Regions from separate parts of the Homo sapiens genome. Here region 2 is linked to region 1. Evidence: chromatin loops called from intact Hi-C (ENCODE). Cell type or tissue: natural killer cell. All regions are shown on one strand. Links, peaks and the distances in the headings refer to the core of each region. The heading gives the core; the rest is flanking DNA. Region 1 has its middle 38 kb from the start of LINC01894. Region 2 overlaps LINC01894 (long intergenic non-protein coding RNA 1894).

What was found. Peaks named below come from ENCODE experiments on the same cell type or tissue, not always from the same donor. Only the 100,000 strongest peaks of a DNase experiment are listed, where the experiment ranks them.
Region 2: a loop joins it to region 1, with 4 times the contacts of the local background. A loop is called at or near these places in 3 of 110 quality-filtered maps.

Annotation. Positions count from the first base shown.
Region 1 is chr18:25,021,534-25,029,876 of GRCh38, reverse strand. No RefSeq gene overlaps it. Among named protein-coding and RNA genes, the nearest start is that of LINC01894, 38 kb to the right of the region's middle. RefSeq lists a silencer at 8,206-8,343. In natural killer cell, for the core only: no CTCF peak of the experiment used is centred there; no DNase peak of the experiment used is centred there.
Region 2 is chr18:24,961,571-24,969,913 of GRCh38, reverse strand. The region is part of intron 1 of LINC01894 (long intergenic non-protein coding RNA 1894); the gene reads left to right. Among named protein-coding and RNA genes, the nearest start is that of LINC01894, 22 kb to the left of the region's middle. RefSeq lists a silencer at 5,491-5,570. In natural killer cell, for the core only: no CTCF peak of the experiment used is centred there; no DNase peak of the experiment used is centred there; H3K27ac peaks cover 242 bases.

The sequences.
Region 1 (8,343 bases), core at 40-8,039:
AAACATACGAATGGAGGTGTCTTTTGATATGATGATTTCTTTTCTTGCAGGTAGATACCCAGTAGTGAAATTGCTGGATCAAATGGTCATTCTCTTTCTAGTTCTGTGAGAAATCTCCATACTATTGTCCATAGAGGTTGTACTAATTTACATTCCCACCAACAGTGTATATGTGTTCCCTTTTCTCTGCAACCTTGCCAACATCTGTTGTTTTCTGACTTTTTAAGAATGGCTATTCTGACTGGGGTACTTTTCTTTTTTAAAGGTTTAAATAATGTGAATCACCTACTTTCTGTTCTTGTTCTGAAAGTATATCACTAGCTTTTCTTTCCTGTTCTTCTAACAGGTCCTTCTTTTTTCTTTGGAGTGGCTATAGTGAAAAACTACTCCATTTGCGGTTGGAGAAAACACAACATCAAGAAGAGCTTCTTTCTTGAAGTCTACTCATATTGGTGGCTGCTTCCAGATTGATTCAACATCATTATTTTTACCCAGCAGCTGGGCATTGGGGCACAAGCAGGCTCTTTGGAATTTGCTGAAAGATAATGGGGAGATTGGGTCAGGGGTACACCACCCAAATTGAGTCCAGTTGCGGTCATTCTGAGATATTCTAATTTTTAAAAATCCTGACAGATGGCTTTGCTCAAAGAACAATGTGCAATCTGATTTTTAGTTTCAGTTATTGGCCAGTTTTATAAACTGAAGGTAGGGTCATTTGCTGAGTTTAAAGTCAGAGCCTGAACTTGATTCAAAGTTTGAATTCATTTAGAAGGTATGAAGTGATTACAATGTGTCAGGCATCTTACTAAGCTCTGGGGAACAAGAAATAAGACACAGTTTTCAGGGAGTGTAAACATTTCCTTTTATGCACATATATTGTATGGGGTTTTTTTGTTTGTTTAGTTTTGTTTGTTTGTTTTGAGACAGAGTCTCGCCCTGTCCCCCAGGCTGGAGTGCAGTGGTGCGATTTCGGCTCACTGCAAACTCCGCCTCCTGGGTTCAAGCGATTGTCCTGCCTCAGCCTCTTGAGTAGCTGGGATTACAGGTGCCCACCACCACGCCTGGCTAATTTTTGTATTTTTAGTAGAGATGGGGTTTCACCATGTTAGCCAGGCTGGTCTCGAACTGCTGACCTCAGGTGATCCACTCACCTCTGCCTCCCAAAGTGCTGGGATTACAGGTGTGAGGCACCACGCCTGGCCCCTTTTATGCACATATATTGGCTTTAAAATTAGTATACATGTGCAGCATTGCCCCCTTATCCAAGGGGGATATGTTCCAAACATGGATATGCTGGACAAAGGGATGATTCAGGTGCCAGGTAGGATGCAGCAGTATAGTGAGAGATTTTATCATACTACTCAGAAATGACGTACAGTTTAAAACCTATGAATTGTTTATTTTTGAAATTTTCCATTTAATATTCTGGACCGCAGTTGATCGCAGGTAACTGAAACTGCAGAAAATGAAACCACAGATAAGGTGGGACTACCGTAAGTATTCGTTAATTCATTTAGCGGGGCTCTATACTAGGCATTGGCAGAAGGCAATGACTGTGACATAGTGTTTACCCTAGAATCATTACAGATAAACACTTCACTGCAACAAACTATACTGACCTGGTGGGGAGAAAAAGAATAACAACTTCAATTCCAGTACAATGTGATGAAGTGCATGAAGGAGCACATTCCAGGCAACCAGAGCAGGCTGCCCTGAGGTGCTGAGCTCTGCAGGGTCTTGAAAATGGTAGCTCTTAGGAGAATTGTGTTGAGGAAGAACTCTGGTGCATGGCTGGCCAGATACCTTGGTTACCAGAAGAGTCACTCCTCTCTCATTTCAGCTGGTCTTTTTCATCAAATTAGTTTTTCCTTACCTTTCCTGTCTGATTTCTTTTGGCATCCAGTGAAGGCATATAAAGTGTCACCTAGAGGTTATTTCTGTCTAGCCAGCCCACTTCTCCCAGGTGTCTGGAAGAGTGGGTTTTGCAAAGGGTTGTTAGGCAATTGTGTGATTATCTCTTTCCCTTCTTCCTTTTGTTTTCCCTAGGCATATCTCTACTCTGTTAGAAGTGAACACACACAGTTTGGAACTACAGTATCTAATTTTCAAGGAAAGAGCTCATGGAGAATTGCTTCTTACAGTGGCTAATAAGTATCTGTCTGCAGTACTACTTCAGAAAGTCCATGTATCTCTGAGTTGATATAGCAAATTTCAATCAATCTAGGTTTTGTTCTGTCTTTAGCTCCAAGACAACGATCCCATTGGTCTGTTGTATCTAATGACCAGAGTTTTATTTCTGTTGTTACTGCTGTTGGACATTTCTTGGATGCTTGATACTGTGATCTGAGCATTTTTATCATGGCTGACAAACACTTGTATTGGTCTATCTGGAAAAGTCCTTCCCTGTTTGAATCTTATTTTTCTCTGTGTATGGAGTTCATTGTTTTTGAACTCTGAGTTTCGACTGTGACCTAAGTTGTTCCTTGATGCACGAGGAATTGGGGCAGGAACTCATTTTACTTAGCATTTAGGTACTTTTTTTGGCCAGCATTGTTTTTTAGGGTAGTTTCGATCCAGTATATTAGACATCTTCAGATCATGACCCCAATTTGTCTATAAGGGGCACACACTTCATCTCCGGCTTTCTGTTTTTAATGTGCCCTTGGATGAGGAAGCCTAAAAAGCAGTTATGCAAGAGTTTTACAAAAGAACACCTGGGAGAAATCCCCTCAGAGTTAACACAACACAGGTGAGTGTGAGGACGGGGTTGAGGTAGGAGAACCACACCAGTGATTGCATGAAGACACCGACTCACTGTTTTTTTATGAGGACAGCCTCTTTCTGGCAGCCAATTATATTTTATTGTGTTCCAGTAAATCAAAATAACCAATTGTAACTAAAGGAAATTTCAAAATGAATAAGATAGAAGTTCAACCATTATTATACAAACATGCTACTGTATGAATACTATGTTAAGAAAAATTCCAAAACTCTACCTATAGGGAAAAATAAAGGCTGGAAGGAAATAATCCAAAACATTGACAGAGAAGGGACTATGGAGAATATATCCTCCACATTTTTCCATTTTCAAAACTTCCTTTCATGTACACATGTTGTGTTTTTAGGATAAACATACAGAGAGATTTATTAATTTATGTTGCTGGGCTCTATGCTAGGCACTGGTGATAAGGCAATGAGCAGGACATAGCCTTTGCCCAAGAATTACTACAAATAATCAATTCACCATAAGAGCTACTACAATTAATATGTGAAAAGTGCTCCTGGGAGCTCAAGAAATAAAAAAATAGGAAAGCTCTGCATATATCTTAAGTTTATCCCTAAGTATTTCATGTTTCAGATGCTATAGTAAAATGTAATGGTAATGTTTTTCACTTTATTTTTGAGACAGGGTATCTATCGCTCTGTTGCCTAGGCTGGAATATAGTGGCATGATCATAGCTCACTGCAGCCTTGATCTCTGGGCTCAAGTGATCCTCCTGCCTCAGCCTCCCGAGTTGCTGGGACTACAGGCACCACACCAGCTAATATTTTGTATTTTTTGTAGAGATGGGATTTTACCACATTGCCCATGCTGGTCTTGAACTCCTGGGCTCAAGTGATCCACCCACCTTGGCCTCTGAAAGTGCTGGGATTACAGACGTAAGCCACAGTGTCCAGCCTTTCTTTCAATTTTCAGTTACTCATAGCTAGCATATAGGATGCAATTGGTTTGTATATTGACCTCAAATCCTTTGATCTTGCTAAATTCATTTATTAGACCTACTGCCTTTCTTTTTTGTAAAGTCCTTAAGATTTTGTAAGTGCATGATCATAGAATTATCAAATATAGGCTTTTGTTTCTTTCTTTCCAATGTACATATGAATGGCTATAAGCACATTAAAAAATGTTCAAAATTACTAGTCATCACAGTGAGATACCACTTCACAACCTTCAGAATAGCTAATGTAAAAAAGACGGAAAATAGTTTTGGTGAGGATGTGGAACAACTGAAATTCTCACATGCTGTTGGTGGGGAAAGGAAATGTTACAATCACTTTTATTTACATCTTTTCATTCTTTATTACAATGTCTAGGAGCTGAAGTACAATGCTAAATTGAAGTGGTGAAAGTGAATATCCCTGCTTGTTCCTGATCTCAGTGGAAGGCATTCCATTTTTTATCATTTAGTATGTTATTGTAGAAGTTTTGCTTTTTGGGTTTGTTTGTTTGTTTTTGAGACAGGATCTCACTCTGTTGCTCAGGCTAGAGTGCAGTGGTGCCATCATAGCTCACTGCAACCTTGAATTTCTGGGCTCAAGCAATCCTCCTAAATAGCTGGGACTACAGGAGTGCACCACCGTGCCTGGCTAGTTTATCATTATTGTTACTATTTGTAGAGACAGGGTCTCATTTTGTTGCTCAGGCTGGTCTTGAACTCCTGGCCTCAAGTGATCCCACCACCTCAGCCTCCAGAGTCATTGGGATTACAGGCATAAGCCACTGTACCTCGTGTATAGGCTTTTTAAACATAGATTTTCCTGGCTGGGTGCAGTGGCTCATGCCTGTAATCCCAGCACTTTGGGAGGCTGAAGCGGCAACATCGCTTGAGGCCAGGAGTTTGAGATCAGCCTGGCCAACATGGGAAAACACTGTCTCTACTAAAAATACAAAAATTAGCCGGGCATGGTGGCTCACACCTGTAATCCCCACTACTCAGGAGGCTGAGGCACGAGAATTGCTTGAACCTGGGAGGCGGAGGTTGCAGTGAGCCGACGTTGGGCCACTGCACTCTAGCCTGGGTGACAGAGCAAGACTCTGCCTCAAAAAAACGACAACAAAAGAACATAGATTTTCCATATCAATGGGAAGACGTTATCTCCTATTACTAGTTTACTAGCTCTCATTATGAATAGGTGTTGAAATTTGTTAAAGGTTTTCTGAGCATCTAGCGAAATAATTTTTTTGCCTTATTAAAAATACACAAATTACATTGATTTATTATTGAATGTTAAATCAGGCTTTACATCTCATTTGTTCAAGATGTAGTCCTCCTTTTACATTTTGCTGTATTTGACTTGGTACATTTGGCTAAGAATTTTTTGTGTCTGTATTCTTGAGGGATATTGATTTGTAGTTTCTTTTTTGAAACAAGGTTTTCAGCCTGGTTTTATACCAAACTAATGCTGGCTAAAAAAACAAAACAGAGACAGAGTTGGAAAGTAACTCTTTTTTTTTTTTTTTTTTTTTTTTTTGAGACAGAGTCTTGCTCTGTCACCCAGGCTGGAGTGCAGTGGCACGATCTCGGCTCACTGCAAGCTCCGCCTCCCAGGTTTATGCCATTCTCCTGCCTCAGCCTCCCGAGTAGCTGGGACCACAGGCGCCGGCCACCACACCCGGCTATTTTTTTGTATTTTTAGTAGAGATGGGGTTTCACCGTGTTAGCCAGGATCATCTCGATTTCCTGACCTCATGATCCACCTGCCTCGGCCTCCCAAAGTGGGAAAGTAACTCCCAAAAGACGTTATGTGAAATTTGTATTTTTTCTTCCTCAAATGTTTGATAGAACTCACCACTTTCCTTCTGGAAAAGTTTTTATTAATCCAATTTCTTTTAAGACAAGGCTATTCAATTTTCTATTTTTTCTTGTCTCCATTCTGAAAATTTGTGCCTTTCAAGAAATTTTTCAATTTCATTTACGGTGTTGAAACTCCTGGTGTAAAATTGTTCATGATATTTCTATATTCTCATTTTAATGTTTGTTGGACCTGTAGTGAAGTTCTGCTCATATTGGTAACTTGTGCCTTCTCTCATTCTTTTTGATCTTTCTAGAACACTATTAATTTTACTGATTCTTTCAAGCTAAACTTTTTTGGCTTTGTTAATATTTTTTGTTGTTTATTTCTATTTCTCTGATTTTTTTCTTTTTACTCTTTACTACTTCTTTCTTCTACTTACTTTGCATATAGTTTGGTCTTCCTTTTCTAGCTTCCTAAAATGGATAGTTCAATTATTGATTTTATACTATTTTTTTCTACTATCAGCATTTAAAGCCATAAACTTCCCTCTAAGTAGGACATTTGCTGCCTTCTGCAAACTTTGATATGTTGTGTTTCATTACTATTTAGTTTAAAATATGTTAAAATTTTCTTCATAATTTCTACATTGTGTCATGGATTATTAAAAGTGAGTTGTTTGATTTCTAAATATTTGAGGTTTTCTTAAAATTTTATTGTTGTTGAGTTTCAATTAAATTTCATTGTAGTCAGAAAAAGCACTCTGTAATATGGTAATCTTTTGAAATATATTGAGACTTGTTTTAGTCAGCATATGCTCTACTTTTGTGGATCTACCATATGAATTTAAAAGAATATATATTCTGCATTTGTTGGATATAGTCTGCTATAAATCACAATTAGGTAAAAGTGGTTGATAGGGTCACTTAATTCTTCTAGATCCTCAATGACTTTTTTTTTGGTCTAGCTAGCATATCAATTACTGAGACATTTGTGAAAGTCTGTAACTGTGATTGTGGATTTGTCTATTTCTCTGTCAATTTTTCCTTGGTTATATTGAAGCTGTCTTATTAGATACATAAATATATATAATTATTATGTTTTTCTGATATATTAGGTTGGTGCAAAAGTAATTGCGGTTTTGGCAAAAAACACAATTACTTTTACACCAAGCTAATATTTACCCATTTGCCATTATAAAGTTTCCCTCTTTGTCTCTAACAATACATCTCATGTTGAAGTCTATTTTTTCTGCTATTAATATAGCCAATCTTATTTTCTTGTGCCTACTATTAGCATGACATGACTTTTTCAATCTTTTTACTCTTAACCTATTTGTTTCTATATATTTCAAGGGCACCTCCTGTAGACAGCATATAATTAATTCTTCATTTCTTATTCAGTCTGACAATCATGTCTTTTGATTGGATATCTGACTAATTTAAATTTGGTGCAGTTGTTGAAATAGATGATTTTAGGTCACCATTTTGCTGTTTATTTTGTTTGTCTTGTCTTATCTCTCTTGATGCTTGTTTGTTCCTCCTTTACTACCTTCTTTTGTGTTAATCAAACATTTTTTAGTATTTTGTTTAATTTCTTTACTGGCTTTCTAGCTATATCGAGCTAATTATTAAATTTTAATAGCATTGTTCTAGAGGTAACAACATATATCTTTCATCTTTCACTTGTCCCAATCTACTTAGAGTTCATACTGAATAATTTCAGATAAAATATAGTAACCTTGCAACAGTATATTTTAATTTCCCTGTCTTCCTATTTTAGTGTTATTGTTGTCATTTGAATATGAAATCAATATGTTATCAACTCAATAATACAGTTTTACAAATTTTGCTTATGACACATTTGCTGGTGTCATTTCCTTTCAGCCTCAAAAACTAACTTTATAGGTATGAGCTGAGAGAAGTGAAAATAAAAAAAATTAAATTTGAAACCTACTTTAGCTTTTGTAGTAGCACAGTTCTGCTAGCAATTAATTATCTTAGTTTTGTTTATCTGGCAATGCCTTAATTTCTCTTTCATATATGAAGGATAAATTCTTTGGATACAAAATTCTTGGTTGCCAGTTTTTTTCTCTCTCCAACAGTTGAAATATGCCATTCTAATTTCATATGACTTTCATTACTTTGATGTAAAGTCACCATTGATCATATCATTGTTCTCCTGTATGTAACATGCCATCTTTCTCTGGCTGCTTTAAAGATTTTCTCATTATCTTTGACTTTCAGCATTTTCACTATGAAGGTTTATTCTGGCTAGGGTTTGCTGAGTTTCCTAGATTTGTAATTTAAAGTTTTTTCCATAAAATTTTTGAAGTTATAGGCCATTCTTTCTTTTAACACTTTCCTGCCCCTTTCTCTTCTCTCCTATTCTCTCCGCCTACCATTCCAATTACACCACTTTTTATCTCTTGATATAAATAGGTCTCTGATGCTCTGTTTATTTTTCTTCAAGTTTTTTTCTTTGTGTTATTCAGATTGAGTAATTTCGGTTAATCTCATTTAAAGTTTATTAACTCTTTCTTCTGATACTTCAATCTGTCTTTAAAACTAAATTTTAGTTAATTTTTTATTTAACTGAAATGAGTAAATTCTTCACTTAAGTGATGGTGCTTCTTAGCTCTAGAGTTTCCCTTTCTTATAGTGTCATTCCTCTGTTGAGATTTTCTAACAGCTCTTTCATTAAGACCATTTTCCTTGAATACTTTGAAAGTATTAGAATACCTGATTTGAAGTTTCTTTCCTGCTAAATCCAACATCTGGGCTCCATTAAAGTCAGTTTCTATTGACGTTTTTTGTTTTTCTTGAGTAT
Region 2 (8,343 bases), core at 268-8,267, 60 kb after region 1:
ATTGGTATGTTCCACCATTGAAGGTGAGGTTCATAAGCTGAAATATTTCACCTTATTATCTGTTGATAGGTCACACAGTGCAAGATTGCACCATGCTTTTGTGGGCAAATAACACACTGCCCACAAAATAAGCCACAAATTTCCTCCTTCCCTCTGTGGGAAATATGCATGAGGAATTCTGCAAGATTTCTCTTTCTATGTGTTACAATTGCAAATAGAGGGAGGCTGCAACTTTTTCCTATAGGCCATGAGACATAGAGCTTTCTAAGCTTAGCTTGGGGCAACACTCACAAAAATATAAAGGAGGTAAAGTCTCTGGATGTCTGTTGTGCTTCATGCCTGCCTTGGTGGCTGAAGCAGGTATAGCCTAAGCTGCCTAAGTCCCTTGTGGACATGAAGCAGTGGCCTCCCTATGTAAAGACTGCCCGCTATATTAGTCCATTTTCTTACTGCTATGAAGAAATGCCCAAGACTGGGTAATTTTTAAAGAAAAATAGGTTTAATGGACTCACAGTTCCATGTGGCTGGGGAGGCCTCACAATTGTGTCAGAAGGTGAAGGAGGAGCAAGGGCATGTCTTACATGGCAGCAGGCAAGACAGCATGTGCAGAAGAACTGTGCTTTATAAAACCATCACATCTTGTGAGACTTATTCACTATCATGAGAACAGCGTGGGAAAAACCCGCCCCCATGGTTCAATTACCTCCCATGGGGTCCCTCCCACAACACATGGGGATTATGGGAGCTACAGTTCAAGATGAGATTTGGGTAGGGACACAGCCAAACCAAATCACCCCCAACTCCTATGGGTGCAGCAGAGGCATATTGCTCTTATTAAGAATTTCTAGCACATTTCCCATGGGAATGGGAAGGAGTGCCAGAAATCCAGAAATGCTTGTCTTATGGAAAGACCCTTGTCAGAAACCTTAAGAGTCCTCCAGGGTTTAGTTCACTTCAGCCTGATAAACACTGAACATCTACTGTGTGTCCAGCATGGGGCTAATAAAATAAAAATGGCCACCAGGTCCTTCATGTGGCCCGTTGACTGTAATGGCAGCCCATTATTGGGGCCCATCAGAGGTGCTCAGGCAGCCTCTTTACATTAATCTTACTAATTGTTTGACTTTCTTGAGCATTTATTTATGGAATATTAAGGATTTTTTTGTAGCAGCTGATTAAAAGATTGCTATTACTGAAGAAAAACATGAATTAAAAACAAAAGCTGCTGGTAGCTTTTATCCATCATCAAGGAATTAACCAATTGGCAACAAGCAGGACAGCTCAATTTCTTTAGATATCTGAGGCCTACATAGCTTAATTGGGGAAGTATGTTAAAAGGAATGGAGTGACATTCATTATGGATTAAGTTAATACATTTCTGACCCATCACATGGCTTAATTTAACAAATTCCACATCTTACTGTTTGGCAGGAAATGGCATCTTATGAACATCATTACCAGTCATTCTGACTTGAGTCAGTGGAAAAGCCTGACTCCATCTGAAAACCGTTAATCTTAATAATACTGTGCCTTGTCTTGGCAGAAGTCTCCATATGCTTGGGAAGCCTAGGACTTGCTCCATACTCTAACTTAGCCTCCCTGCCTTCCCTCTCCTCCGTAACAATCAAAGTGAGAAAGGGAGGAACAGCATCTCCACCTTCCAGTTAAACTCGTCTGGACTGGAGCAGTGTTATTCACTGCTGGGAAAACCAGATACCTCCTGCTATGATTACCATTCGATTTTAAATATAAATAATTAAATTATGATATGTACATGTTTCTATGTCATTAGATCAATTATAGTATCTTTTCATGTAAAAAGGGAAAATGAGAAATTTGGTGAAAAATACCACAAATCACTGTTTTTTTATTATTGACCATCTACCATGAACCATAGAATCTACATGATCATCTCATTTACTCTTCTAAATAACTGTGCAAGATTGATACTGCTACCCTGAATTTGCTTATGCGGAAATTGTTTCAATAAAGTTACATAATTTTCCCTGATGGAAGCAGGTTTCCAACCAAATCATATTGACTCCAGTCCTTCCGATTTACACCTTCTACTCCACCACGTTGCCTTTGGAGAACTGGGGCTTTACTCACAATGCTTGAAGCAATCTATTTCCCTTCCTGAGTCCAACCAAAAGGTTTCATTTCCAACTTACATAGGTAGTACTTGGTTAAGTCGTCTCTTAAGTACTTGGTTATTATTGAGAAGGGATTCTCCCAAATTTCCTCCTTCCCCCTGTGGGAAATATGCATGAGGAATTCTGCAAGATTTCTCTTTCTATGTGTTACAATTGCAAATAGAGGCAGGCTGCAACTTTTTCCTATAGGCCATGAGACATAGAGCCTTCTAAGCTTAGCTTGGGGCAACACTCACAAAAATATAAAGGAGGTAGAGTTAGCCTACGTTTCAGCGTCTCCTACTCTCCCTTAATTACCCATATCCAACAATGCTACATGAAAAACACCACAAAATCTTAGTGGCAGCAATGGTAAGCATTTATTTCTTATTCACTTATCTACAGCTATCTTGGATTGCTCCACTCTAGGCAGAGGGTGTAGGTTTTAGGCGCTACTGAAGTGAGCACCTAAGCTCACCGAGCTCACTGAGCTGTAGGCCCTGCTGTGGATCAGCAGATTGACTAGATTTTGCTAATCTCAGCTTGTCTTGGGTAGGTTTCAGGTCTGCCCTATTCTGGGGCCAATGGGGTATTTATACTAATAGAGAGGCACTAAGTCACAAGACAGATGAGAAAAAGGAGGCAGTGCTCTTAAGGGTCAGAACAGATGCACTATCCCCTCTACCCATATCTGTGGCCAAATCAAGTCACATGGCCAAGCCCATCTTCTATGGAGGTGAGAAGCGGGAGTAAATACTTCTTAAAACTGATCTAGCCTACAACATTCTTTGCTTAACAAAGGGCTTATTAAAATAATTTATACTAAGGTATAAATAACTGATAAAGATTGGTGTTTCATTCCCTTTAGTACCATTTATACCACAACAGGGGCAGTGAGCTTTCACTTAAACAAGAAGTAGGGTGCTAACTGCGTAATTTTAGATGTTAATGAAGCTAGTGAGTAGAATTTAGGGAGAAGGAATATATGATTAGAATTCATTGAACTGCAAATAAAAGAATACCCTTCCAAATCTGGCTTGAGCCAGGGATTGGAAAACTAAGGTCCATGGCCAATACCTGTTTTTGTAAACTAAGATTTATTGAAATAGAAAGAGCCACACCCATATATTTATATACTGTCTATGGTTGAGTTTGCATAAAATGGCAGACTTGAGCAATGACTATGAGGACCCTGTGGTGAAAAGACCTAAGATATTTACTATCTGGCCTATTAAGAAAATGCTTACTAACCCATAGCTTAAACTATAACAAGAAGTCCAAAGGCAAGCACTCTCAGTCCTGCCTCTTGGTTTTGCAACTCCACAATGCCATCAAGGATCCAGGCTCTTTCTATCACTGCACTTACTCATCCTTTTTGTGTTCGTTTTTCATCCTCATGCTTGTAGCCTCATGGTTGCAATATGGATGCCATAGCTCCAGAGATCACATTTTGTGTTTAAGAAAGAGAAAGAGGTGGTGCCAGATAATTCTTCTCTTGTGCCTATCCTTTTAACAAGAAAGCAAAAGTTTTTCTAGAAGTCTCCCCCAGGAGACTTTCTCTTAAACTTCATTAAAAAGTATCATAAGGCCATTAGTCACAGGGGAATCTGGAAAAGTGATTATATCACAAGGGAAAAATCAATTTCCATGTTTGGCCTAAGCCAAACATGATCCAATGTCTTGGGCCAAACATATCACTGACCTAAGAAGGAAAATTACAGTTCTATGGGCAATGAAGAAGGGGAGAATGGAGCTCTGCCACAGGAATGCTGGGAATAACCTATAAAATATAGTTTACTAGCAACCAGAGGCAAGTCTCCATCCCAACCCCTCTGAACACCAGCCTAAATTATGTGCACATAATAAATGCCTTGGTAAATACAATGAGCACCTGATCGACCCCAGTGGACCACCTGCCAAAATTGTCCTTGTTATCTTGGAGTGGCTTTGAGGTTCAGCACCTACCAATGAGCATGTTCCTTGGATGAGACACTAGTCCAGCTTCAGAACTTAGGGCCTTTCCCAGAAAAACTGACCTGGAGCTGGCCATTTTACCATGGCCATAAATGCAGTTACATGAAATACAGCCCCTTACAAGAGTTTTCTAAGATATGCAACTCACTTGCAGACAATGTCCAAACCTTACTTATATCTCCATATACAATGGCTAGCTTTTATTCATTGCTTTGGCATTTATAGATCTTCAATTGTGATCCAGGTACTGCTCTAGGACTTAGAAGTAGAAAGATGACAAATTCACAGATCAAGGCCTGTTGGGAGATCACCATCTAGTTGAAGAGGCAAACATGTAAAAGAGCAATAATAATGTTTTTAAAAGCTAACATTTATTGATCACTGGTTACCTGCTGGACATTCTTCTAAGTGGTTTGGTTTTGATTTTTTAAAAAACGTTTTAACTCATTGAATCATCAGAACAAAGTATGGGGTAGGTGGTACTACCTTTTTTTTTTTTTTTTTTTTTTTTTTTTTTTGAGACAGGGTCTCACCCTGCAACCCAGGCCAGAGTGCAATGGCCCAATCATGGCTCACTGCAGCCTCGACATCGTGGGCTCAAGTGCTTTTCCTACCTCAGCCTCTTGAATAGGGACCACAGACACACATTACCATGCCCAGATAATTATTTTAATTTTTGTAGAGATGAAGCCTCACTATTTTGTCCAGGATGGTCTTGAACTCCTGGCTTCAAGCAGTCCTCTCACCTTGGCCTCCCAAAGTGCTGGGATTACAGGCCTGAGCCACCATGCTGGGCCCAATGCTACCATTATCCTTTCTTTTGTAAAAGATGAGAAACTGAAGCAGAGAGAGATAAAGTCATTTGCCCCAGATCACACAGCCAGTAAGGCATAGAGCCAGGATTTGAACTCAGTGAGTCTGGATCAAAGCCTATGTGCTTAATCGCTCTGATGAATTTCCATCAAAATATGATAAGTGCTAATGAAACCTCCATTGCAAAATTATGATGGTAAGAGGAACCTGACACTGTTGACTCCATCTTGCTTCTAGCCTCCCAGCTGTCTTTGGTAATTCCTGGGTGTAGGCCAAGTGAACTTTGAGAGGAATTTAGTTTATAGTCCCAAAACTAAACTGCATTTGTAAAACTAACAAAAGGCCACAAAGTTAGGATTGTGAGAGGGGCCCAAATTCTGCTAAAATGTAGGCATAGTTAAATGATAACCAGCCATTGTTTTGGAGGTCACAAGATTTGTGACTTCCCCAGTTACTCCTGTAGTGATGTTATCATTACTATTGTGGAACCTAAGATTGGCCTTTAAAGATGTCTTTTCAGACTTCTGCATTGCTAACCACAAGCTGACTCCACCCAGACCTGTGACTTGTCACTCAACTGGTCCTTTGGCCCCACCCAGAGGCAGACACAGTGCCCGAGGACCGTGAAATCATAGGCCACACCCCTGTGATTTCATCCCCAACCAAGCAGCAGCACCCATTTCCTAAACCTCTGCCTACCAAACTATCCTTGAAAAACCCTAACCTCTGAGCCTTCCGGGAGACGATTTGAGTAATAACTCCATCTTCTGTGTGGCCAGCCTTGTGTTAATTAAACTCTTTCCTTACTGCAATACTGTGGTCTCAGGGAATTGATTTTGTCTGTGCAAAAGGCAGGAAGAATCCATTCTAAGAAACCTTCAAATCTGGTGCTTTTGGGTGCAGAGAGGTGAAAGCATTTAAGTCCGTCTACAGAGAGTTTTCATGAAGAAAACACCCCATGGACTGGGCCCTGAAAGACAGAGTTTGCATATAAAAATGAGTGAGAGGACTGGATTTCAGAGAGAACCTCATGGGCATGCATGCAAGAAGGAGAAAGCAGAATTCAGAGTTCAATATGCAGGAGTTGCAGGTAACTGAACTACTTTTACTTGGCAACATAAACTGGTTTGAGATGCACCTCCTTTCGTGTACCCTTCCAATCATTTATTAGAAGAAAATCGCAAATGCTGGAAAGCTGGAAGAAGAAGGAATTCAAAACATATAGATAATATTCATGCAGAACAGTTCACCCATAAATGAAGAATTGAATATTTGTGGGAAATATTTTTTTGCTTCTGTGGAAAAGTGCCCAAATGCAGCTTGTCTTGTTATGGTTAGATGAGTCTTAGCCAAGGATCGGTCTTTGCCAACCATTTAGGACCAATCGAATGCAAATTTATCTGCGATTGAGCAAAACAGAATAAATAAAATAACCAAGCCCATTAGAAGGTACTTTCAAGAGATTGAATCATTAAAGAACAGTGCTGAGTTGACTAAAAAGTAGAGGAAATCATCCAAAATCAGTTTTCACTTAGATAGATGGAAACTAACTAAATAATTTAGCTTACTTGGAGATGACTTCATTAATTTGTTCATTCATTTAAGAAATATATACGTAAGTGTATATTATCTATATTATATATATTTATATTATATATATTATATATACACATAAGTGTATATCTATATTATATTATATTACATATATAATTATCTATTATCTATATTATATTACATATATAATATATAGTCCCAAAACTAAACTGCCTTTGTAAAACTAATTATATGTAATTATATATAATCATATATATAAATATATATTACATAGATTATATATTATATATGTAAAATTATATATATATTATCTATTGAGCACTTCTTATTTAGCCTCCCTTCCAGGCTCTGGGCACACAATGGTAAACAGCTAGACCAAGTTTGCCCTCATGGAGCTTATATCTAGTAGAGGAACTTACTTAATAAGGAAATGCTCAGTGGGTACCTATTAGTAAATGGACTGGATTCCACATGCAGGCTTGTAAAGCATACATCTCTCAGGAGACAGCCTCTCACCTCTCAAGCTGTTGTAGGAGAGAATATTTGTGTAAGAGCATTGCATGTGCTCTGAGCATTTGTGTGGGTGGCAGTGGTGTGCATACAGCAATAAGAAAGATCATATTCAGTCTCTACTTCTCTCTCAGTGGCATACATGGGATCTATTAGGTTGGTGCAAAAGTAATGGCAGAAACCACCATTACTTTTGCACCAACCTATAGACTACTAAGAAATGGGTTTGTAAAGCCATTAAGGCAGCTTTGTCGGTTGGCAAAACGGTTCTGGAGTGTGAGGGGCCCAAAGCACCTTCGCATAAGATTCTTCTCCAAATTCTAGACCTATTAAGAGATGGACACAGCTGGGTCTGGTGGCTTATGCCTGTAACCCCAGCACTTTGGGAGGCCAAGGCAGGCAGACTGATTGAGCTCAGGCATTCGAGACCAGCCTGCAACATGGCGAAATCTCATCTCTACAAAAAAATTAGCCGAGTGTGGAGTCACACACATGTAGTCCCATTTACCTGGGAGGTTGAGGTGGGAGAATCGCTTGAGCCTGGGAGGTCGAGGCTGCAGTGAGCCAAGATCGTGCCACTGCACTTGAGCCTGGTTGACAGAGTGAGATCTTGTCTCAAAAAAAAAAAAAAAAAAAGGGATGGACCAGAAATTAGGCAGATGGAGGGCCACATATGAGCTTTGTCTCTGATAAGGAGATTTTAAAGATTACAGAGTGCTTAGATGTGTGGCCACAATTGGGCTTCCTCACAGTTTCCTCTCTGAACTGAGCTTACCCACCTAGCTGCAGACTATTCCCTGTCACCACCAACGGGTAGAACCCACATAGTGAGCATGGTGCAAGGAGAAACAAAGAATCTCTATATCCTGAGGACAGGCCACTTTGAAAAAAAGAGGAGAGCCAAAAAGAACTGAAACGTGAATACCTAGCCCCTTCTTCCATCTTTAGCCTTTGGTAGACAGATTACATATGTAACAGGAACTCAGGAAAAATAGTCTAACCAAAATGTAGTATTGTTCTCACTGACACATGTTCCAGATGTAGACAGTCCAGAGTTAGCACTGCAGTGCCATCAGACCATAAGGGGTCCTAGTTCCCTTCGCCTTTCTGCTCCATCCTCCTTAATCTGTGTTCCTGTCTTCATGGACACAAGATGGCTGCTCCCCCTCCAGTCATCACATCTAGTCCTAGGCAGGAAAAAGGGGAAGAACCAAAGGCAAAAGCTGAAAAGGGACTTGTCAGTTGAGTTGTCCTCCTTTAGCAAGCTTTACCCCAAGCCCTATCTGGATGACCATTTACATCTCAATAGCCAGAACCAAAGCAAATCTACCCCTGGCTACAAGGAAGCCTAGGGAGGAGA